3 separate regions of the Homo sapiens genome follow, and all the other regions are linked to region 1. Evidence: chromatin contacts called from ENCODE Hi-C or POLR2A ChIA-PET data. All regions are on one chromosome and are shown on one strand. Each heading gives the region's core, a stretch centred on a gene start or an enhancer-like site at or near the end of the contact. The rest is flanking DNA. Distances are from core to core; before and after follow the strand shown. Region 1 holds the start of TENT5B (terminal nucleotidyltransferase 5B). Region 2 holds the start of SFN (stratifin). Region 3 holds the start of PIGV (phosphatidylinositol glycan anchor biosynthesis class V).

Evidence for each region. A loop is a pair of places that touch in the nucleus more often than their neighbours do. ChIA-PET counts read pairs that join two places held with the same protein, here RNA polymerase II (POLR2A). Pooled maps may share reads with other maps.
Region 2: a loop to region 1 is called in a pooled map, with 2.3 times the contacts of the local background. The contact joins the promoter of SFN here to the promoter of TENT5B in region 1. A Hi-C loop is called at or near these places in 1 of 168 maps with a recorded cell type or tissue (PC-9) and 3 of 50 pooled maps. POLR2A ChIA-PET finds 5 or more read pairs at or near these places in 4 of 52 experiments (H1, HEK293, MCF 10A and 1 more).
Region 3: a pooled map shows a loop between it and region 1 (2.7-fold over the local background). The contact joins the promoter of PIGV here to the promoter of TENT5B in region 1. A Hi-C loop is called at or near these places in 1 of 50 pooled maps. POLR2A ChIA-PET finds 5 or more read pairs at or near these places in 2 of 52 experiments (A549 and T-cell).

What each region holds. Positions count from the first base shown.
Region 1 is chr1:27,011,331-27,014,231 of GRCh38, reverse strand. TENT5B (terminal nucleotidyltransferase 5B) reads left to right here and starts at 1,382. Exons shown (of 2, transcript NM_052943.4): 1 at 1,382-1,825. The coding sequence starts at 1,562. RefSeq lists enhancers at 828-1,482, 1,483-2,136.
Region 2 is chr1:26,861,788-26,864,487 of GRCh38, reverse strand. It overlaps SFN (stratifin), which reads right to left and starts at 1,339. Exons shown (of 1, transcript NM_006142.5): 1 at 32-1,339. The coding sequence starts at 1,275. The coding sequence ends at 529. RefSeq lists an enhancer at 775-1,654 and a silencer at 1,524-1,673.
Region 3 is chr1:26,786,236-26,789,218 of GRCh38, reverse strand. It overlaps PIGV (phosphatidylinositol glycan anchor biosynthesis class V), which reads right to left and starts at 1,269. Exons shown (of 4, transcript NM_017837.4): 1 at 951-1,269. RefSeq lists enhancers at 630-829, 517-1,343, 1,390-1,829, 2,350-2,499 and a silencer at 1,130-1,339.

The DNA.
Region 1 (2,901 bases), core at 133-2,632:
TCTGCATAGGTACAGTGGAAAAAACATGCACCACAGATTCTATAGCCCTGGTTGAGGACCAGGGCCTTACTAGTTTGCTGTGTGACAGTCGGGTAATCACAAAGCCTCTCTGAGCAGATCTCTCCTTCCCTAAATTGGCTATGCTGTACATCAACGCTCATCATGCTGTGGTTTGCGAGGCCAATCAACAGTGTCTTAGAAAGCCTTTACTTTAGGGCCGGGCACAGTGGCTCACGCCTGTAATCCCAGCACTTTGGGGGTCGAGGTGGGTGGATCACAAGGTCAGGAGTTCAAGACCAGCCTGGCCAATATGGTGAAACCCCCGTGTCTACTAAAAACACAAAAAAATTAGCCGGGCTTGGTGGCGCATGCCTGTAATCCCAGCTAATCGGGAGGCTGAGGCAGGAGAATTGCTTGAACCCGGGAGGCGGAGCTTGCGGTAAGCCAAGATCGCGCCACTACACTCCAGCCTGGGTGACAAAGCGAGACTCTGTCTCGAGAAAAAAAAAAAAAAAAAAAAAAAAAAAGGCCTTTACCTTGGTATGCAGAGTTTATTATTATTATTAATTTTTTTTTTTTTGAGGCGGAGTCTCGCTCTGTCGCCCAGGCTGGGGTGCAGTGGCGCAATCTCGGCTCACTGCAAGCTCCGCCTCCCGGGTTCACGCCATTCTCCTGCCTCAGCCTCCCGAGTAGCTGGGACTACAGGCGCCCGCCACACACCCGGCTAATTTTTTGTATTTTTAGTAAAGACGGGGTTTCACCGTGTTAGCCAGGATGGTCTCGATCTCCTGACCTTGTCATCCGCCCACCTCGGCCTCCCAAAGTGCTGGGATTACAGGCGTGAGCCACCGCGCCGGGCCCAGAGTTGTTTATTATACCTTTCCTAGGCTCTGGAAAACTGCCAGAGCATGAGCAGTGCTGTGCAGAGTTGATCACGTGGCTCAATCTCTTTGGGCTTCTGAAAATAGCAGGACAAGGCTAGGTGACTTCTCAATTTCTTCCAGCGCTAAAAAAAAAAAACAGAAACCTGGAATTTCTCAGTGGTCTGACTCTGCTACAAACTCCGCAGGTCACTTCCCTCCCTCCTGACCCTGGCGGGGCGGGGTGGGCGCTGTCCCTTTAAGTCCAGGCCCGGGCCAATCACAGTGAACAGAAGTTCTTTAAGGACCAAAGGAGGGAATTCAGCCTGAGAAGGAGGGCGGGGCAGGGGCGTGCCCTCTAGCCAATCGGAATCTCCCTAGAGAACAGTGACTCACGTGCAAAGCTCTACAGACCAGTGTCCGGAGCGTTCAGAGGCGGGGCGGCTCTCGCTGTTGGCAGCGGCCCGGACCAATGGGCACGTCGCCCGCGGCCTATAAGAGTCCGCTGGGCCGCGGGCTGCAGGCGCTAGGGTCGGTTAGTCGTCGCCGTCTGAGGTGTTCCCTGGCTTTGTCTCGCCGTCGTTGCCGCCCCGTCCCTGCCTTCGTGCCCCCCGCCTTGGCCCCTGCCCAGCCGCTCTCCCTGTCCTCCTCCCCTTAACCACCCCCACGGTTTCTGCCGTCGGGGCCCGGGGGCCGGGCGGATGATGCCGTCGGAGAGCGGAGCTGAGCGCAGGGACCGGGCGGCTGCTCAGGTGGGGACGGCTGCGGCCACGGCGGTGGCCACGGCAGCCCCGGCAGGCGGCGGCCCCGACCCGGAGGCCTTATCGGCCTTCCCCGGACGGCACCTGAGTGGGCTGAGCTGGCCACAGGTGAAGCGACTGGACGCTCTTCTGAGCGAGCCGATTCCCATTCACGGGCGCGGCAACTTCCCCACGCTGAGCGTGCAGCCCCGGCAGATCGTGCAGGTGAGAGGACGCCAGGCGGGGGATGTGGGGGAATCCCTTCTGAGGCTCTCGTGGCTGGAAGGCATTTGTAGTCTGTTTGACTTTCTAGACAGCTAGGGAAACTGAGGAACGGGGACATGGCTGTAACAATTGCACAGCATTATGAATGGTAGACCAGACCTCCCCCTGCATCTACTAATCCTTCCCCACCTGGCTTTTCCATCTCGACTCTTGGAGAACCCTGATTCCCCACGGATCACTCACCCAGGGCCTGGCTGGGAGAGGGGAGGAGGATGTCAAGGGCATTGGGGGAAGAATTTGTCTCTGCCTGCAAGGACAAAAGACGCCAGGTGGCCCTGGGTGGGTAAGTGTGCATGCTTGAGTCCAAAATAGCTTTTCCTTCCCTATCTGGGCATCCCTGGACCTCACCCTCCTTTCCTCTCTCGAGGTTCTAGGAGCAGCCTCTGCCATTGTGCTCCTACAGCCTTTTGCTGGAGAAACCCCCCCTTCCCCCTCCACCCCGTGGAAAAGCCAAGAAAACTTGTCAGGGACTCCCTCTCTCTCAGCTGGGGTTGTGGCCCAATATTTATTAAGCCGAAGGTCAGACCTGATACCCCACCCCCAAGGGCAACATTAAGTGACCAATTTAGGTGTTTCTTCTCCTTCCCAAGATTGGAAATGAAGGCCAACCCAGGCCTCAGGCCCCACGTCCTCTCTCTCCTGAGGAAAGGGAGAAGAGAATTCTGACAGCCCCTCCCTCCTCCAACTCTTCCCTTTATCTGAACCTCAACGACCCCAAGACTGCTTTTTCATCTGTACAGCCCAGACGCTGTCATGTTCTGAAATACCACAGTGTGGTCATTATTGTACCCATTTTATAGCTGGGGCAGTTTGCCACCCAAGATTACTTAATGAGGTGAAAATCAAACCTAGGGAATTTTGGGTCTTCCCAGGAGCAGATTACAGTAGGTTCAATGTTTTCCCACCCCTTCCCCGGCTCCCAAGGTCAACTTCTAGGTGTTAGGGAGGGTCCTTTGATAAAAGAAACCAAGAAACCCAGCGAGGACTCCTGTGCGTTCCTGCCAACTGATGGCTTC
Region 2 (2,700 bases), core at 90-2,589, 150 kb after region 1:
CCATCGCCAAGAACTGGAAGAGAGACAGGAGGAGTGTCACAGGGGAACTTTATTGAGAGGAAACATGGTCACACCCAGCAGACATGCTTTCCCTCAATCTCGGTCTTGCACTGGCGCGCGCGCACACACACACACACACACACACACACACACACACCCATCTCCAGCCCCTGCCACTGTCCAGTTCTCAGCCACAAGGCGGGACACTCCTCAATTCCTACGATCAGAGGCAGCAGGGGCAGGAGGGAGGCAAGAGGAGGGGAGAAGTAGCCTGGTCCTGGGGTCGGGAGGAAGCGGGTGCGGAGAGCAGGGGTGGGGGCATGACCAGTGGTTAGGTGCGCTCAACAGCTGCAAGAAGAGTGGGATCCCCAGCCCCAGGTGGCCTCAGCTCTGCCAGTCCCTCTCCACGGAGCCCTTTGGAGCAAGAACAGCGCCTAGGGGAGAAGGGTGGGGCCTCCCACCCCATACTAGTCCTCTCGGCAGGGTGGGGGACTGGAGGGGGCAGGGCGGGGCGGTGGCGGGCAACACTCAGCTCTGGGGCTCCTGGGGAGCCTCGCCCCCCTCTTCCCCGGCGTTGTCGGCCGTCCACAGTGTCAGGTTGTCTCGCAGCAGCTGCATGATGAGGGTGCTGTCTTTGTAGGAGTCCTCGCTGAGGGTGTGCAGATCAGCCATGGCCTCGTCGAAAGTGGTCTTGGCCAGAGAGATGGCCTCCTCGGGGCTGTTGGCGATCTCGTAGTGGAAGACGGAAAAGTTCAGGGCCAGGCCCAGGCGGATGGGGTTGGTGGGCGGCATCTCCTTCTTGCTGATGTCCATGGCCTCCTGGTAGGCTGACCGGGCTGAGTCAATGATGCGCTTCTTGTCGTCACCGGTGGCCACCTCGGCCAGGTAGCGGTAGTAGTCACCCTTCATCTTCAGGTAGAAGACCCGGCTCTCGGCGTCCCCGGCCTCCTTGATGAGGTGGCTGTCCAGCAGGCCCAGCACGGTGTCGCACACGCCCTGGAGCTCAGTCTCCACCTTCTCCCGGTACTCACGCACCTCGGGCCCCTTCTCCTCCGAGCCCTCCTCGTTGCTTTTCTGCTCAATACTGGACAGCACCCTCCAGGCAGCCCTCTGGCCGCCCACCACGTTCTTATAGGCTACTGAGAGCAGGTTTCGCTCTTCGCAGGAGAGCTCCTCGCCCTTCTCCACGGCGCCTTTCATGAAGGCTGCCATGTCCTCATAGCGTTCGGCCTGCTCTGCCAGCTTGGCCTTCTGGATCAGACTGGCTCTCTCCATGGCTCTGGGGACACACAGGCGGGCGGCGGGCTAACTGCTGCCTGGGACCAATGCCGGACTCTGTGTCTCTCCTGCTCTTGGCCTGCCTTTTGGCTGGGTGGCCAGGCCCAGAGAAGGGTGGGGAGGAGCAGGGGGCGGGACCAGGGCCCAAGACCTGCCTCCCTCTCCTCTCTTCCCCACACCCTTTCCGGCTCTGCAGTAAAGGTAAAAAGGCTGGGATGTGGGGGTGAATCATCAGAACAGTCAGCAGGAGAAATCTGGGCGTGGGCCCCACCTGCACTGGCACCTTTCCAGGCTCCAGGCTGCCCCCTCTTGTTCGGGGCTGGCATCACATGGCTGCCCACATCAGGAAACGGCTTCTCAAATCAGATCCACTTTCACAGTGCCCTTCCAGGGGCTAAGGACGGCTTTAGCCCCTGGCTGCTTCAGCCTCGACAGAGCCCATAAAGGTTCAGGAGGATGGGGTTCCTAATCCTGCCAGGTAACTTCCCCCCTTGGTTCAGGTGAGGATAACTCATGTTTAGGTAGGGCCATGGAGTTTCCCAAGCACTTTCATATTCACGATCGAATTTAATCCCCACCATGTCTCTGTGACACACACAGGACCATAGAGATGGGAACACTAAGTCTCAGAGAGGGGTGAGATTTGCTCAAAGTCACATAGCCACCAATTCCCTGAAACTCCTTTCTGCACCCTCTTCCTTTAGCTTTTCTCCCATTGAGGCCTCTGACCTATGAGCTCCAGACTGTGTTTGGAAGTGAGATCCAGGCTCCTTCTCAGTCTACCTGAAGATGGTTCCATCCTCCAGGCCTCATTCCCCCTCAGGGTCCCCTCTGAGCTCCCAGAATGCGCAGGTGGCAGCTTTCAGAGTGCCGCTTAATGAAGTGTTTAACAAGCAGCCTCTGAAGCTCCAGCCCAGCCTTTGTAATTAGTCACCCAGTAGGTTTGTTGGACACATTTCCCATCACTACACAATTTTCCCTTTCAAGTTGGTGGCCTGTTGCCACTTGTTTGAGGATTTACCCTCTGGCCCTCCACGCCAGGTCACCTGCCCTCTCCAAGCCACATGCCATCAGGTACCAGCGGGGCTCACAGAGGGTGGGGTCCAGCTCCCCGGCTGTCCCACTTTCCTGCCTGACTCAGACTGCTCTCTGTCTGAGGCTGGGAAGCAGTCCAGTTTGATCCCCCAGGGGGGACGCTAGCAACCTGGGGAGAGAGAGGACTGAGAAAGGGAGGTGGCAGTGACACATACCATTCTGTTTTATGGGGCAGCAATTCCAGCTACGTGATGCCTCCCCCAGCCTGTTTCTCAGAAGTTTACTTGTTCTTTCCTTTTTTTTTTTTTTAAATAGAGAGCAGATCTCACTACATTGCCCAGGCAGGTCTCAAACTCCTGGGCTCAAGCGATCCTCCTGCCTCAGCCT
Region 3 (2,983 bases), core at 20-2,519, 220 kb after region 1:
TAGTTTGTGAATCTAAACGTTTCCAACGTATGACTCGCTGAATCGAGAGAAATCACGGAAATGGGCATACTCAACCTCACGCGGCTACTCCTTCCCTATCCTAGGGCGAATTCACTCTTTTTTCCTCTTCCTTGGCTTCCCACGCGCATGCAGAAGAGAAGCTGGGATCAGAAAAGCACCTAACCCACCTCTGCCACTTGACCATGCTTGCATTCTTCCTTTCCTCTCTCGAGTCAAGCTCTAGCCTCAGCGACTACAGATGTGTGTAGCCCACACTTTGCTTACAGGTAAACCAAGTAAAAACAAAGCTAGTCAATTCTCCCTCTCAGCTAATTGCCCACCTCACTTCCCAACAACCCCTTTGCCAAATCACAGACTCTTAACTGGCAGGACACTTACAGATCAACTAGTTTCACTCTTCAAAAATTTTCCCGTGAGATAAATAGGCTCCAGAGATCTCATCAGACACTGTGAGGCTAGTATAATTACCATCGCCATTTTATGGATATGGAAACTGAGGCTCACTGGGGTCAAGTGACGTACCCAGGGCTACTTAAAGAGGCTGTCATGTTTTCTGCTTCTTAAACCTCACGGTACCAGCCCGCATCCCTCGCCAAAGGGTACGCGCCCTTTCCGAGCCAGGATTATGACCCAGGTCACCCAAACGCCTAGCCCAGTACTTCCATGCCGCAGCCTGCCCTTGCTAGGTATGCTTAGGGTAGTTGGGCCCTATCTGAGAATCTGGGACATCCTGTTGAACGGCAGCTCTGGACCCTCTGGGTAAGACTAACACCCCCTGCGCAGGCTGGAGAAGTCGCTCTGACCCAGGGTCCTCAGAGCCAAAGGCCTCGTGGGGGCTGCCTTCTGTCAGCCCAGCCGTGTCCGCAACCCGTTTCTGGCCGGCTCCTTTTGGACACAGTCCCTTCTGGGTACTAATCATCCACGCTCACCCCAGAGGGGCCACGGCCCAAGGACCACTCCCGAGGGAGCCTGCAGAGCCCCACCAGGCCACAGGGCCGGAAGCAGACGAGGGCGGGAGGCTGGAAAGGAAGAGGCGGCGCCCGAGGCTGCTATGGCGGAGGGGCGGGGCTCCCCGCTTCTCCGGGCGTCTGTCTCATTTCTACCGGCTTCCATTTGACAGCTTCCCTCCCGCCAGAACTCCAGGGCTCCCAAGCTGGCGCGGGGTCCTCAGCCCCTGCCCGTCCCGACCTCCCCGGCGGGGACCGAACCTCAGCTCCTCCATCCGGGGCCCACGCGGCCCGCGCCTGCGCGCTGGCTCCGCCGACGGCGTCCCCGCCCCGCTCCTGCCCGGACTTGGAGCAGCCCCGCCTCCCTGCGCGGCGGCCATGTTGACTCCGGGCGAGCGGGATGGGGGTCGCCGCTCGGCGCCTCGCCTCGTAGCACCTTCCCACCTTGGTGACACCTGAAGAGTTCTCTCGCACTTCGCTCTCCTTCAAGGCCCCCCGCCACCCCGCCTTCAAATAGTGAGCGGAGGCTGCTGTCTCAGAGTCAGTGCTCTTGCCCCAGCTCCCGCTGACGTTCACTGAGTTCCCGGTGTGGGCCGAGGCTCTTGTAGTCGGAGGCTGACCCGCAGCCTCTTCACAGAAACCAGAGCCGCGCTCTTCCTGCTGTCAGGCAACAACAGCTCAGCACAGGGCCTGACACACAATAGATGTCCTCTGAATAGCCAAAGAAAAACATTCTTGGGGTTTCTGTGGCCGGCAGCGGCACCCTGCGTCCTGGGTGTGAAGAAAGTGGGGGATCCCCCTGATTTTCCCCTCCTCTATCTACCAGAGACCTTCTGTCCTACTTTAGTCCTCAGCCCCACCTCAGGTGGCTAATGAGGATGGTGAAGAAAACCTCAGAGAACACCCTCCAGGGCTCCTTTCACCTCCCTCACCCAAGCAGTTTCTCTCATAGGAAGTGGGGCCAAAAAAAGAAGAAAAAAAAAGAGGCGAACTCAACAAAACCGTCTATTGGGGGGAGCGGCCAGTTTGTACCCTTGTAACGGAAACTGTTAGAACAACTTTGCACCCTCCTTAAAGGAAACAGATGATAAATCCTTCTCCGTTGGTGGATTTCTTGTTTCTCAGGATTCCAAAGCCTTATGTGGTTTCAGTTATCTGCCCTCCAAACGAAGCCAGGGGCCGGGTTAGCCTCTGGCCACAGCCTGGCTCAGGGAGGGGTTTATCTTCTGCAACGGCTACTCATGTGGGTGGGAACAAAGAGATGGTTGCTACCTCTCCAGGCGAAGACCAGCCCACATCAGTCTGTGGGGGCCTGGGACTGTATCTCTTGACTCTGTAACTCATTTCAGGCCCTGAGACCTAAATTGCCTTCAGATATCTGTTGTGTGCAAGGTGGAGAAAAGGCAAATCATATTTAGTCGTTGTGTGTTGGAGAAGGGGGAAAAAATGGAGTTTCATGGCCCTTCCCCCAGGTTTTTCAGTGCCACGCACTTGTTCTCAGCTCCAGAGGCCTGTGAGTAACGTGGCAAAGCCTGGGGACACACTTGTGACTGGGGCCTAAGGCTGTGACTTGAATCTCTAGAAGTCCACCATGAGGCTCCAAGCAGCACTCTCTCTGCAAAGACAAAACTGAGAAATGAACTGTCCTTGCTCTGTAAATTCACAAGGGGAAAAAAGACATGCATTCTCAGGGTTCCCTCTGTCCACATCAAATTCTCTCAAAAATCTATTTGTAAAAAGGCCAGGGGTCTCTCAAGACAAGTCAGAATGTTTTTTAAAAGCTCAGCTGTCACCCTGTAGAGGTAGAACTTTATCCAGATTTTCAGCTGTACTTTCCTGCAATTTCTCTTTTCCTTCTCTGCTACCCAACCCCCTCCTCTTCCGCTCTGTTTCCTGTTTCATTTTCTGACTTCTGCTCTGACAGGAAAACAAGGAAGCTGAATCTTGTGCTCTCAAAGCCCTGACTCCCTGGTTTCAGATTGGAAGAAGGCTAGGTGGGATAGGAGGGGATTCTG